2 separate regions of the Homo sapiens genome follow, and region 1 is linked to region 2. Evidence: chromatin contacts called from ENCODE Hi-C or POLR2A ChIA-PET data. All regions are on one chromosome and are shown on one strand. The core of a region is the stretch at or near the end of the contact, and the rest is flanking DNA. Distances in the headings are between cores, read along the strand shown. Region 1 holds the start of IPW (imprinted in Prader-Willi syndrome). Region 2 holds the start of PWAR5 (Prader Willi/Angelman region RNA 5).

Evidence for each region. Hi-C counts contacts between places; a loop is a spot of excess contacts on that map. ChIA-PET counts read pairs that join two places held with the same protein, here RNA polymerase II (POLR2A). Pooled maps may share reads with other maps.
Region 1: a loop to region 2 is called in a pooled map of psoas muscle, with 2.3 times the contacts of the local background. The contact joins the promoter of IPW here to the promoter of PWAR5 in region 2. A Hi-C loop is called at or near these places in 4 of 168 maps with a recorded cell type or tissue (IMR-90, Right ventricle myocardium inferior, adrenal gland and 1 more) and 6 of 50 pooled maps. POLR2A ChIA-PET finds 5 or more read pairs at or near these places in 1 of 52 experiments (OCI-LY7).

The regions. Positions count from the first base shown.
Region 1 is chr15:25,114,409-25,120,550 of GRCh38, forward strand. IPW (imprinted in Prader-Willi syndrome) reads left to right here and starts at 2,137. Exons shown (of 3, transcript NR_023915.1): 1 at 2,137-3,107; 2 at 3,860-3,974; 3 at 4,657-6,142. It overlaps SNHG14 (small nucleolar RNA host gene 14), which reads left to right. Exons shown (of 148, transcript NR_146177.1): 59 at 891-1,248; 60 at 3,002-3,107; 61 at 3,860-3,974.
Region 2 is chr15:24,982,693-24,989,019 of GRCh38, forward strand. PWAR5 (Prader Willi/Angelman region RNA 5) reads left to right here and starts at 2,168. Exons shown (of 1, transcript NR_022008.1): 1 at 2,168-5,540. The region is part of intron 15 of SNHG14 (small nucleolar RNA host gene 14); the gene reads left to right. It overlaps PWARSN (Prader Willi/Angelman region RNA, SNRPN neighbor), which reads left to right. Exons shown (of 1, transcript NR_022011.1): 1 at 1-1,098. SNORD64 (small nucleolar RNA, C/D box 64) reads left to right here and starts at 2,408; the gene lies at 2,408-2,474. It also overlaps SNORD108.

The DNA.
Region 1 (6,142 bases), core at 887-3,386, 130 kb after region 2:
TTTGATTCTCACTGGCTTCAGTGCTCATCTCTGTGAGGTTTCCAGAAGATCCCGTAGCAATATCACTCATTCTAAATTTATCTTTGGGCTACTCTGGGAACGCTGTCTATGGGTTAGCCCTGCTCTGCAAGGAGCAGTAAGAAAATATATATATATTTTTTGAGGCTGAGTCTCGCTCTATCGCCCAGACGGGAGTGCAGTGGCACGATGTTGGCTCACTGCAACCTCCACCTCCAGGGTTCAAGCGATTCTCCTGCCTCAGCCTCCCAAGTAGCTGGGATTACAGGCACGTGCCACCACACACCGCTAATTTTTGTGTTTTTGTAGAGACAGGGTTTCACCATGTGGGCCAGGCTGGTCTCAAACTCCCAACCTCAGGTGATCTGCCCTCCTTGGCCTCCCAAAGTGCAGGGATTACAGGCATGATCCACTGTGCCTGGCAAGTATGTTTGTAGCCAGTGGGGAATTATTTTAACTAGGCAATAATTTGATCTATTTTGGGAAGCCTCTTGTAATCAAATCATATATCAACATTAATCACATGGTGAGTCCTCCATGGTTTTCATTCCTAGAGATTCTAGGATGTTTGACATTTCTCTGCTTAGCTTATAGCAGAAAGGTATTGGATATCAAGAATGTTTGAACAGTTTCTCCTTTTTGGGAATGAAGATGAAATTGGGCTAGAATGAGATGTGTGATTGAGAGAATGTCCCTGAGGCCTGAGCAGTGTGTCCTTTTGGGTATGGGCATTGGAAGCATGTAGTGAATTCTTATAATTTTATGTTGCCTCGGCATCCATCTTGAGTATAAGTTTAACTTTGTTATACCAGAAGCAAGGCTTACTCACTTTTGCACAGTTTCCAGTTCTACACCTCCTTCTCGTTCCTCAGTGTGATTGGTCCAGATAGCTGCCTTATCCAACTGCCTCCTTTGGACCACTTCATCATGGGACAGCTTGATGCAATCTACTTGACAAGACCCTGGAACCCCACACCCCTCATGGAACCAGTGTCCACCTCCCAGTCACAGTGTGACCCCAGGGAACTCTTGCCTGCTTGCTTTAAACCCACCACTTAAAAGTCTCCACAGAAAACCTGTTTGAATAGTACCCTTGACCCAATAAGGGCATTGGCCCCTGGGTGTCTCTCTCTCTCTCTCTCTCTCTCTCTCCCTCTCTCTCCCTCTCTCTCTCTCGCTCCCTGACCTCTGCGTGTGGACTCCAGGCATGCCATATACCCCTCAGGACCTGTAAGTAATACTATCTTTATTTTTATTTTATATCTCTCCTAATCATTGAAAAGGTGCTCTCTATCTTGAAGATACTATATTAAATAAAATGAGAACTTGTCCCTAACACAGTTAGTGATAGGCTGAAACACGCTGATTGCACTCTTTACCCATTTAGTGATTTTTCTCAAGTTACTCTACACCATGTATTATCAACATAATTGATATTACAGAATAGAATTATAAGACACTTCTTTTGCCACAGAAAGTTCTATTGGACTCAGATTATCTAGAGCTACTACATGTATGCTATTCTATGATAAAAGATGTAGATGTGATAAAAACATTTATAAAATATCTGTCTTAGAAAAGTTAGCTAAAATTATTTTGGGAAAAGTATGTTTGAAAATAGAATCGTAAGCTACCACATTGTGATAAATATTTCTAAATGTGTCTATTAACTTGTCAGGAGACAACAGAGTGAATTAAAACAGTAGCCTTGTATCAGTATGTTTTTATTCAGAAGACAAATGCACGTTTTAACTATTATATGTTCTTGGCTTAACTTTTTTTGTAAAGTTAAGACATTACACTTTTACATGAATCTGTAATTTCAAGATATCTTAATGGTTGACAGGGACAGGACAATTGAAGAAAACCTGTAAATACATTTGGTAAAATTTATGATGGATTGTTTTGCAGATGGCTTCAGAGGTTATTAGCACATCTGTTTGAGATATGCACAGTTTTACATTTGTCCCTTAGGTAATCAACAGGGCTGAGATCAGTAAATCACATGTAAGCCACTGTTATGAGGCTATTCTGAATAGAGTTACATCATTTTATCATATCTAGACTTTCTAGTTATATTGGTGCTGTTGAAAATGATTTTGTATTACATGCTTTCTTCCAAATCATAGATCAAGATATTTTATTTATGTATGTCTTTTAAATGAAGAGTGGTTAGGATAGTCCTGATTATTGCACATAAATATTGCCTTTCACTAGATTATTGTTTTGGGCCAAATTTTAGACTATTATTTTAAAAAAGAGTACCTTAGTTTAATCCAACCTTTCCAGATACTTAGAAATTATTGAAATGTATATTTTGTGAAGATGGTCTTATGAAAGTTGTTGAGCTAGAAACATGTCCTTCACCAGTGGAATTCTTAGAAGCTTTCCTTGGGCTTCACTGGGTGCTAATAGACCATGATCGTATTGCTCTGTATATAATGGTACAAATTTTGTTTTATAACACTCAGTCTTAATAGAATGGGAATATTTTATCTTACTAACGTAGTCATTAGCTGGCCACTCTCTGTGTCCATTGGACCTTATAGGGTAAAGGGAGGGCAGTGCGTATTTGAAGCCTGTGCACGTGACACACAAAGGGCTTAGCAACCTCCGTGTTTTCCCAGCACAGGATACCCATTCTTCCTGAATGTTTCATTGTTAAATTAGATTGTGTGTGTGTGTGTGTGTGTGTGTGTGTATTTTATATTAACATACAGATGTATGTATTTTAGTTGCATTTTTTTTCTTAAAATGTTATTTTTTCTCTTTTTCTTTTATGTCAGGTGATGATAGAGCCCCTAGGGAAGCAAAACTGTCCATGCCCTTGCCTTAACTTTCAGATACGATAAAAACAACATTTATAAAATACCTGTCTTAGAAATATTAGCTAAAATTATGTTGGGGAAAGTATGTTTGAAAATAGAATTGTAAGCTACCACATTGTGATAAATATTACTAAATTTGTTTATTGACTTGTCAGGAAGCAAAAGAATGAATTAAAGAAAACTCCAGAGAATGAGCTGACAACCTACTCCCTGGTCAGTGGCTCTCCATGCCTACCTGTGGTCTCTTGGACACCCTTGCAGGTATGTGGGCAGGGAACTGCATGTTTATAGGAAACAGGCCTAGGATGGAAGGAGTTAATAGATCTTGCTCTTCTTGAGTTTGATGACATTTGTTTCCAGTTAAATAGCATGAAAACCCATCTGAGAGCCAGCTGAGGGTGGATACAGTTCTGGGGAGTTAAAGACGAGTGGTCACAACAGGTCTTCCTCGGCAATCCGAGCCCAAAACTGAATCTGCCTCCATAAGACCATTATGTGTCAGCTCTTTATTTATATGATTGATTCATCCAGTGGACTTTTAATTTCTTATGTCCAGATATTTTTTCAGTTCTTTTTTTCGTGATACAAGCACCTTGTGGATTGCCTGTCATAGAACAGGTTCTCAATAAACTTTTATTGAAAAAAGATGTATAAGTAGATTGTCTTGAGTAATTTTGTGAATAACCTGACCAACTAAGCAGTAGAAGACAAATGATTTTAAAACAGAAAGAGACATAACTTTCAGTGGGATTCAGGTGATCTAGTCGGGTCTGGAAATGCGCAAGAGAGAAGGTCCCTGATGCAGTGTGCTGACATTGAAATGTGTAGTTGTGGACTAGATGGTTATGGTTTCAGAACTGTGTAAGTAAGGGGTAGATTCCAAATTAAATCAATATTAAAGAGTAGCAGAGAAGGAATTTCCAGATTCCAGCTGCATTGCTTGTTTCATTGGAAGTGGTGTTTCTCTTTTTTCTTTTTTTTCTTTCTTTTTTTTTTTTTTTTTTAAACCTCAGAAGATGACTTCCTGGGAACTCTTCTGGGAGTGAATGTTATCAGCAAATTCCCAAAACAACACCCCTTAGACAAAAAGCCTCCTCACCTATGCATTGCCTAGACCACCCACTAAAGGTAAGATGTTAGTTAAAATAGTCCTTGCTTTCTGGGAGAAGCCATGTCTTAGTAGAAATTGAGCTGTTAATTTTCCGAATATTGATGATGTTTGATTACATTCTAATTGATTCTAAGATTTCATAATATGTTAAGAGATGCAGCTTTTCTTATATACCTTCGTGGCTTTTCTACATCTCAGTACATTTACTGTTAATATGAAGGATTTCCATAACTTCTCTCATCTAGTAAACTGAACTCCTTCATGGCTTGATCCATTGTGATGCTAGAAAATTGTTGTACACAGAAGACACAGTAGCCTCTCCATAACTGTTAGACTGGAAGTTTGACAAACTGGTCTGAAATAACTGATCAAATCAATGAATGACCTAGAGCTTTAAGAAACCAGATGGGAAGAGACAGACATGAAACCCAAGGTTGTTGATGGCTATTACTTTTGAGCCCAGCAAAAGGAGAAAAAGCAGCACCAATATCTGGCATCCTGGACATGAGGAAGTTTTAATGTCATTGTTTTGGCCTCATCATGGACCCAGGTGCTAGAAATGAGATTTTCTCTGTGTACTCTGGGTATATTTGTTCTAGCACAAGTAGGGGGAAGATTAAAGAGGAATTTCATACCCCCATGACTCCTTAGGAAATGTGTTTCTCACCTTTGCCACTTTTCCCCACTGTGTCCTTGCAGGTGATGGCCACAAAGAGGTGGATTTGTTGAGTTGGTGCCATTCCTTCTACTGCCAGCTTCACCAAAACAATGACACAGTCTTCCTTCCGCATGGAGACTCTTCTCTTTCCTGTGTTGCAGTGGATGCCTCCTGCAGATAAGAAATGCTTAACTGAGAAATGCTCATGTTGGGATATCATCGATGAGACTTTAATTTGGGCATGGTGACTGTTTCCCTTGCTGCCACTTGACTCAATCCCAGGAGCCTCAGTAGAGGATATAATATTACACAAGATGCTCAAAATGGTGGAATTGCTCAGTGCTCCCATAAATATACATTTATAATTTTCATTTGCCACATGGTAAACTGAAAAATACAGACTATATTAAAAAGAAACTGCATGATTTTTTTTCAAAAATTCAAAGCATATTTAAATAATATATAAATTAAATGCCCTCCTCTCTTCCAATTCTGTCCCTATAGTTTTCCTCTATTAAGTGAACTACATGCATTCTTTTAGTGGATAGATGCACACAAACACACAAGCCATTATGGGGAAGGATCCACGTGTGTGGCCATATTGTAACACATTTTTCTGCAAATCACCTCTTTCATTTAACAGCCCTTATTCAATGGCCTTTTTCTTTTTCAGTAGTACATACACATCTGTGTCATTTGTTGAATGACGACATGAATGTTTTGTAGATAAAATATAATTAAATGTTTTAAGCATTTCTCACTCATAGATATTTATGTTAGCACCAAATTTCTGTGCAATGAACCTCCCTATATATCAGTAATTTTGCATTTGTCTATAATATCATAATAAATTACTTATCAGTTGAATTACTGGGATTAAGTATGTGCACACTTTATATTTATATTTTGAAAATTATTGCAAGATTGCCTTCAAAAATGTGGTTAACAACTTTATCTTCAAATGGCAATGAATGAGATTGCCAGCTTTCCTACAGCCTCACAGACAATGGATTTTATAAATATTTAACATTTTTGCCAATGTGATCACCCAAACTATTGTCTTAAATTGTATCTCTTTTGTTTTTGAGTTTGGTCATTTTTTCATGTTTATTAGCCATCTGTATTTTTTAATTTCTTCTTTATGTCCAATTTTGTGGGTGGGAGGAGGATTTAGTCTCTTCCTGATTTCGAAGAGCTCATTTACTATTTCGGGAAATAAGATTTGGATTGTCAACCATTATAGCTATTTTTTACACACTTTTCAACTTTGTTTTTGTTATAAGAATGTGTATGATTGTTACATGTCCAAGTATAACCATGTTCGCTTTTATGGCTTCTGAGTTTCATGTCATTTTTGGAAAGATATATATATTGAGTCCATAAAACCCTTCACCTATGTTAAATTCTAATTCTTTTGTGTTTTTTTAATTCAAATTCTTAAATCATGAGAAATTTTTTTGTTTTGAAATCTTAAAGTTGCCAAGTTACTTGCCATTACTTGCGATTATTTGCCAATAATTGCCCATT
Region 2 (6,327 bases), core at 918-3,417:
GATCCTTTCACCTTATCCTCCAGAGTAGCTGGGACTACAGTCGCGTGTCAACATGCCTGGCTAATTTTAGTTTTCTAATTTTTTTAGAGTTGGGATCTCACTATGTTGCTTAGACTGGTCTTGAACTCCTGGCCTCATGCCATCCTCTTGCCTCAGCTGGTATTGTAGGTGTGAGCCACTGTGCCAGGTACTAATTTTTTTTATGTTAGAAAACAAGTTTTTAGGTATTTTATAGTTACTTCCTTATGACAATATCTCATCAGAATCTAGGCCTATCTGATATCTGACTCCATACGTTTATACCGTGTAGTCAGCCATTCCCAGATAGAGGTCATTTGAGTTACTTAGTGTTTACCAGCACTTGTTTACTACCTTGCGATGATATTTACAGTGTATTTTTGGGTATGGTTTTGGGGTTATTTGGTTGTTGTTAAAATGCCTGTAATCCCGGCACTTTGGGAGGTTGAGGCGGGTGGATCACCTGAGGTCAGGAGTTCGAGCCCAGCCTGGCCAACATGGCGAAACCCTACCTCTACTAAAAATACAAAAATTAGCCTGGCGTGGTGGCAGGCACCTGTAATCCCAACTACGCAGGAGGCTAAGGCAGGAGAATTGCTTGAACCCGGGAGGCGGAGGTTGCAGTGAGCCGAGATCGCGCCAATGGCACTCCATTCAGCTTGAGTGACAGAGGTGAGACTCCCATCTCAAGGTAAAAAAAAAAAATAGAAATCAGCAACTGCTATTTGAGTTTACAGGAGTGAGAAGTCCTCTCTTGCATGGTGAGATGGGGAACATTTAATTCAATAGAAATATTTGAGACCAGGTATGGTGGCTCAAGCCTGTAATCCCAGCACTTTGGGAGGCTGAGTTGGGTGGATCACCTGACATCAGGAGTTTGAGACTAGCCTGGCCAACATAGCAATACCCTGTCTCAAAGATACAAAAATTACCCAAGCTTGGTGGTGTGTGTCTGTAATCCCAGCTACTCAGGAGGCTGAGGCAGGAGAATCACTTGAACCTGGGCGGCAAAGGTTGCAGTGAGCCGAGACCATGCCACTGCACTCCAGCCTGGGTGACAGAGTGAGACTCCGTCTGGAAAAAAAAAGAAAAAAATGAGATATAAAGTTCAAAGGATGTATTTATTAAGCCAATATAAAGTAAAGAGGTGGGGAATGTTGTAGAAGTATATGTTGATAAAGGGATCAGGTGGTTGTACAATAAGAAGGGGGTTGCAGACATGGAGAAACAGTTCTTCTAGCTCTTCCACTTTCAGTATCATCTGTGTGGGTCACTGGAATCCTTTTTCACAATGCCTGCTTGCCCATGAGTTTTAAGAACTAGTACAGTGTAGAAATGATTAGTAGGAAAAACTTGGCTGGGTTAATTTGCTTTGCTGAGCCGATTCAACTTAAAAAGCGAGGTCCATACTAAGTGCCCAAGAATCAAGAAGGAGGCTCACATTTGAACTTGATGTTTAGTTAATGTGAATCATTTTCTGTTGAACTAATGAGAATACAGTGACCTTGAGGGTTAGGTTGTACATCTGAATTGTTCGGGCTGTTTCCTGTCTTTTGGATGTTTTGTTTGTATAGATATTTTCATTTTATGTTACATCATTTGTTCTTTGGTAGCAAAAATTGAGTTGAAATGATACAGTTCCTGAAATCTATGATTTCATGTTTCGGAGATATGTATCAGGAATAATAGTGTGGGTTCTCATGAGAAAATCTGGATTGCATTACTGTGCTACTTTGGTTTCTTGTCAGAGAAGTTAGTAGTTTAGACCTCCTTCAGAATCCTTTCTTTGGACTTTGTGTTTCTTACGTTGTGCCAGCCTTGATTTTATTTGTCTGTCCTCTGTCTTTCTATACCATTTGTTTACACTTAACTCTAGAATTTTTTGATGCATGTTTTCAGTGTACTCTAGTCCTAAAATTGGTTTACATTTAATTATTGGGGAGAATAGCAAGTTGTCGATAGTATCTGTGGTGGCATTAGTGTATTTCTGTTTCAGTTCTTTGGACAGTTTGCTAGTGGAAATAGTCATTGTATTTAGCTCTGTGAGACCCGACTGGCAGATTGCTGTCTCTCTCTCTCTCTCTCTCTCTCTCTGTGTGTGTGTGTGTGTGTGTGTGTGTGTGTGTGTGTGTATGCGCGCCCGCGTTTGTTTCCTTCATGTAGATTGCTGTGTGTGTCTTTTTCTTCATAATTCCCCTTAATTCTGTGTGCTTTGAATGACACTGTTGTTGTTACTGTTGTTTTATATCCATTGTCACATAAAACTCTTATCATTTATTCTTCCAGGCCAGGGACTGTCCTTATGGGTAGAGATACACTATCTGCAGGAATTTATTTTTTTACGTATTTTTACTAGTTGATGGGAAAGACATTGGGAAAGACCTGGGCTGGATTTGTGATGAGCTGTGTTTACTGAGCATGATGAAGTAAAGCTCAACGTGATTACTCTGAAGTCCAGCCTTACTGTCAGTCTAAGGACTCAGGATACAAATACTCAAAACATAAATTCTTAGACTCTAAATTTCACATGGTTTTTCCTATCAGTACAGGTTAAGGATAATGGCGTGTTGTAGGTTTTTCCAGTGCAATACAAGGAAGTTGGTTCTAGATCCTTTAGTACAGTTAATGTTTTGTAGAGTGTGTTCTATGTTCACTGCATTGGTATGTCTCATCTTTGGCATGATCTTGGCTCACCGCAACCTCCGCCTCTTGCATTCAAGCACTTCTTGTCTCAGCCTCCAGAGTAGCTGGGATTACAAGCATGTGCCAACATGCCCGGCTAATTTTTGTATGCTTTTGTGGAGACAGGCTTTGCCATGTTTGCCAGGTTGGTCTCTAAGTGATCCACCCGCCTCAGCCCCACAAAGTGCTGGGATTACATGCGTGAGCCACCGTACCCAGCCACACCTTTGCTTATTTCTACTATGCATTTCAAGTGATCATTTCAAGAGAATAAGTACTTAGGAGCTCCTATGCTCTTTTTTTTTTTAACCCTGTTGCTTGCATCACCCGGTTCCAACCCTATATGAAAGTTTCATGAGCATGTTTCTGTCACTGAGGCAGCTTCTCCATTTGGCATATAATTGAGAAATTGCTAGTTTGTGGCTGAGACATTGGTTTGAGAGGAGACGTAATTTATATATTTAGCAGAATGCTTAAGTTACATTTCCAGAGATTAATTTAATTCTACTTTTAATTAAGTTAACCCTTTGCTGTATCTTTACAAGACGTAGGTGGAGATTTAATTTTGACTCTTAGATTCAGTTAAGGTGATGAAATTGGCATTATATAGTTTTTGATGCTGAGCCCCACGGAGATTAAAAGATTTGCTAAACACCATGCAATTTTTGAATCACATCTCTAATCTCACATTATTCTGTACTCTATTTTTTGCTTGTATGATTGATGGGTCTTTCATTATCTGTGATTGACATTCTATGAGTAGGTGCTTTTGCTTTGCCTATAAGTCGTTATTATGAAGGAGGAATGGTGAATAAGAAGGTAATTTAGAAAAGCCTATATTAAATATACCATGAACATTGAATATAGCAAGATCTTATTCTCTAGTTGTTATCTTAGTTGATAAATTCTGTATGTGTTATGTGTTTGTGTATACATATGTACATATTAATGATGTGGGTGTTGATACTGTGATCACATGACAAATGACTGGTTTATAGTGAAAAGCTGTTGGGGTTCAGAGAAATGAACATTCTTCTAAAAGTGAGGTAGATAAGTTATTTTATAGTTCTTGCCTTTGAGTCTCTGTTCTTCTGGTAGAAATGTTAGTGTATTTATAACCTCTCAGATTTGTTTGGTTCTCTTAGTGTTCTTGATCCAGGCAGTTAGCGATATGTTGGATGAATTGAGAAAAATGAGTTTTTCCTTTCCTACTAACTGAATTAGATTAGAAATAAGCAGTTAAGTGAGAAAAATAGGGAATTAGTGCCAGATATGTTGAGGTGTAGTGTTGACAGGGGGTCTTTTACCTTCAGATGTTTGGTGCAACTTAGAGAATGCAGTGGTAGTTGCTGGCCCAGCCCATCCAAACAACCTCATTTGTGGGGTGATACTTCACAGATGACTTAAAATAAATCCCCTGAAAATAAGAATCTCTGGAAGAGATGACACGTGTATGTGCGTGTGTGCACGTGTGTGCGTGTGTGCACGTGTGTGTGTGTGTGTGTTTTGGTGGAGTGGTAGGAGGAGGGTTGGCTTAATGATGAGAATCATTATTTCTTGAATTGGATGACACTTTCCATTCCTGCAAAGGGAGCGTGAGGTCCAGCCTTGCTAATTCATGATCAAAGTAATTTGCTGAGAGTAGTGGAAGGAATGAGTTAGCAGAAGATGGCAAATTGCATTAATGAGTAGTAGGAGGAAAACAAATAAGCAAATTTTAATGTGGTTGGAACATGTTCCTGAGTTGTATGAAGGGAGACAGGTAAATTGAGAGTAATGTTATGATTGTTTCATTTGTTGGAAATAAGGAAAACTTGCATGGTTTGAATTGTGGAACAATAGGTGGTGTATGTTAGGAGTCAGAATTATCATTTAACATGTAAGTTTCTGTTTTACTTCAGATAAAGAATGTCAGCTACCTTTCCCATGTTAGCTTCTATACCTTTTCTTGAGGTGACCATAAATAGGTAATATTGTCTTTCACTGAGATTGTTTTAATTAGCGAAGTGTGCTGATTAAATGTCTTTTCTTGATAAATTATTAGAATGAATAAAGGATGGTATTTCTAGATAGCCTTGGTTAGTCAGTGATTTGTTTAAATTTAGTGTGGATAAGAATCACCTGAGGGCTTTTTAAACACAGTTTACTGGGTCCTGACCTTAGTGTTTCTGGCTTATTAGGTATAAGTATGAGAAGTTGATTTTTATCAAGTTTCTAGATGCTACAGATCTAGGAACCATACTTAGAGTGCTATTATATGTCTTTTAATGTACACTGATATGGAAAAAGCAATGATACATCATGTTATCGCATATTTTAAAATGTGATCATGACCAGGGAATCTTGAAAGTTGTCTTATGTAATAATGTAAATCAATGTAGAATACCATATATTTTTTTCTTGCAAGGTTATTATTAATAGGAATGACTATTTGTAGCCAATGTGTTCAAATGCATGGGAGGACGTAAACACTTCATAATTTCCTGGAAATACAGACATATATCACTTAAAATAATACATTTCTAATATAAATTTAAATTATCTACGTGATATGAGGAAACGAGCTTATTTTTGATAATTTTCCTAGCAGTGAATCAACTATACTCATTTGAATCTAAATTAAATTAAATTTGAGTAAATTCAGCCATTTCTAAATTCAGTCCATATAAATTCACTTTGGGTAAAAGAAGACAAAATTCCTGAAAACAGTAGATTAAAAAAATAACATTTTAAGAGCAGGTATGATCTCAATGAATATAGTGTGGTAATTTCTGCCTAATACCTACCCTTTTGGAGGAAGGAAAGGTAATCCTGTTTGTGTTTAATGTTAATTACTGAACTCTTTATAACTTGTTTTATTTATTTATTGTTTGATTTTAAGCATCTGCTTCTGGTGGACTTACATATGTTGGGTTTGGGAAATTTCAACATACAGGTTGGCATTCCAGTGGCTATAGTTGTTTCTTGAAATTTAGTACTGTTTTCCAATGATGATTCTCTTTGGGAATAGGCTGTTCTCTTTTACTTAAAAACTGTAAAATTAGCCACTTCAGTTGAGACTCCTCCAGGTTTGGAAGTGGTGAAGAATATGGATATATTCAGATCAAATCAGTCATTCTCTGTGATACAGCAACTGAACAAGAAACCCAGACTTCAAACAAGCAGACTTCTTTGGGTTGGACTGAATAAAATGAGAAGAAATTACAGAGGATTTGAAAATGTATATGGCCTAGGAATTATTGAAATTATTTTGGAGGGTGGCAACAAATTTGGGACATTGTACTTTCTGTTTTAATGTCAATTGTATAATGTGTAACTCTAGTGAGCATGGCTGGATACCGTGGCTTCACATTTTAGGTAGACTGGGTGTTTTATCTACTGAGTGAATTACAGCCTTCGGCAATGATGTCAAGGTAGCAACAAAACCCAAAAAATCCATCCTTTAGAAATTGTTTTAAGTCACAATGATGATACCTTCTTTAAAAGCTTTGACTTACTGAAATAATGCTTTTCATTTGTCCAAGATGAGTACATAGCAGAATTTGGAAATATGGTTCCAAAAGGCTAAATAGACTGACTTTTTTGATATTTTTCCCTTATAGGGAGAAAGAAACATTAACGGTTTAT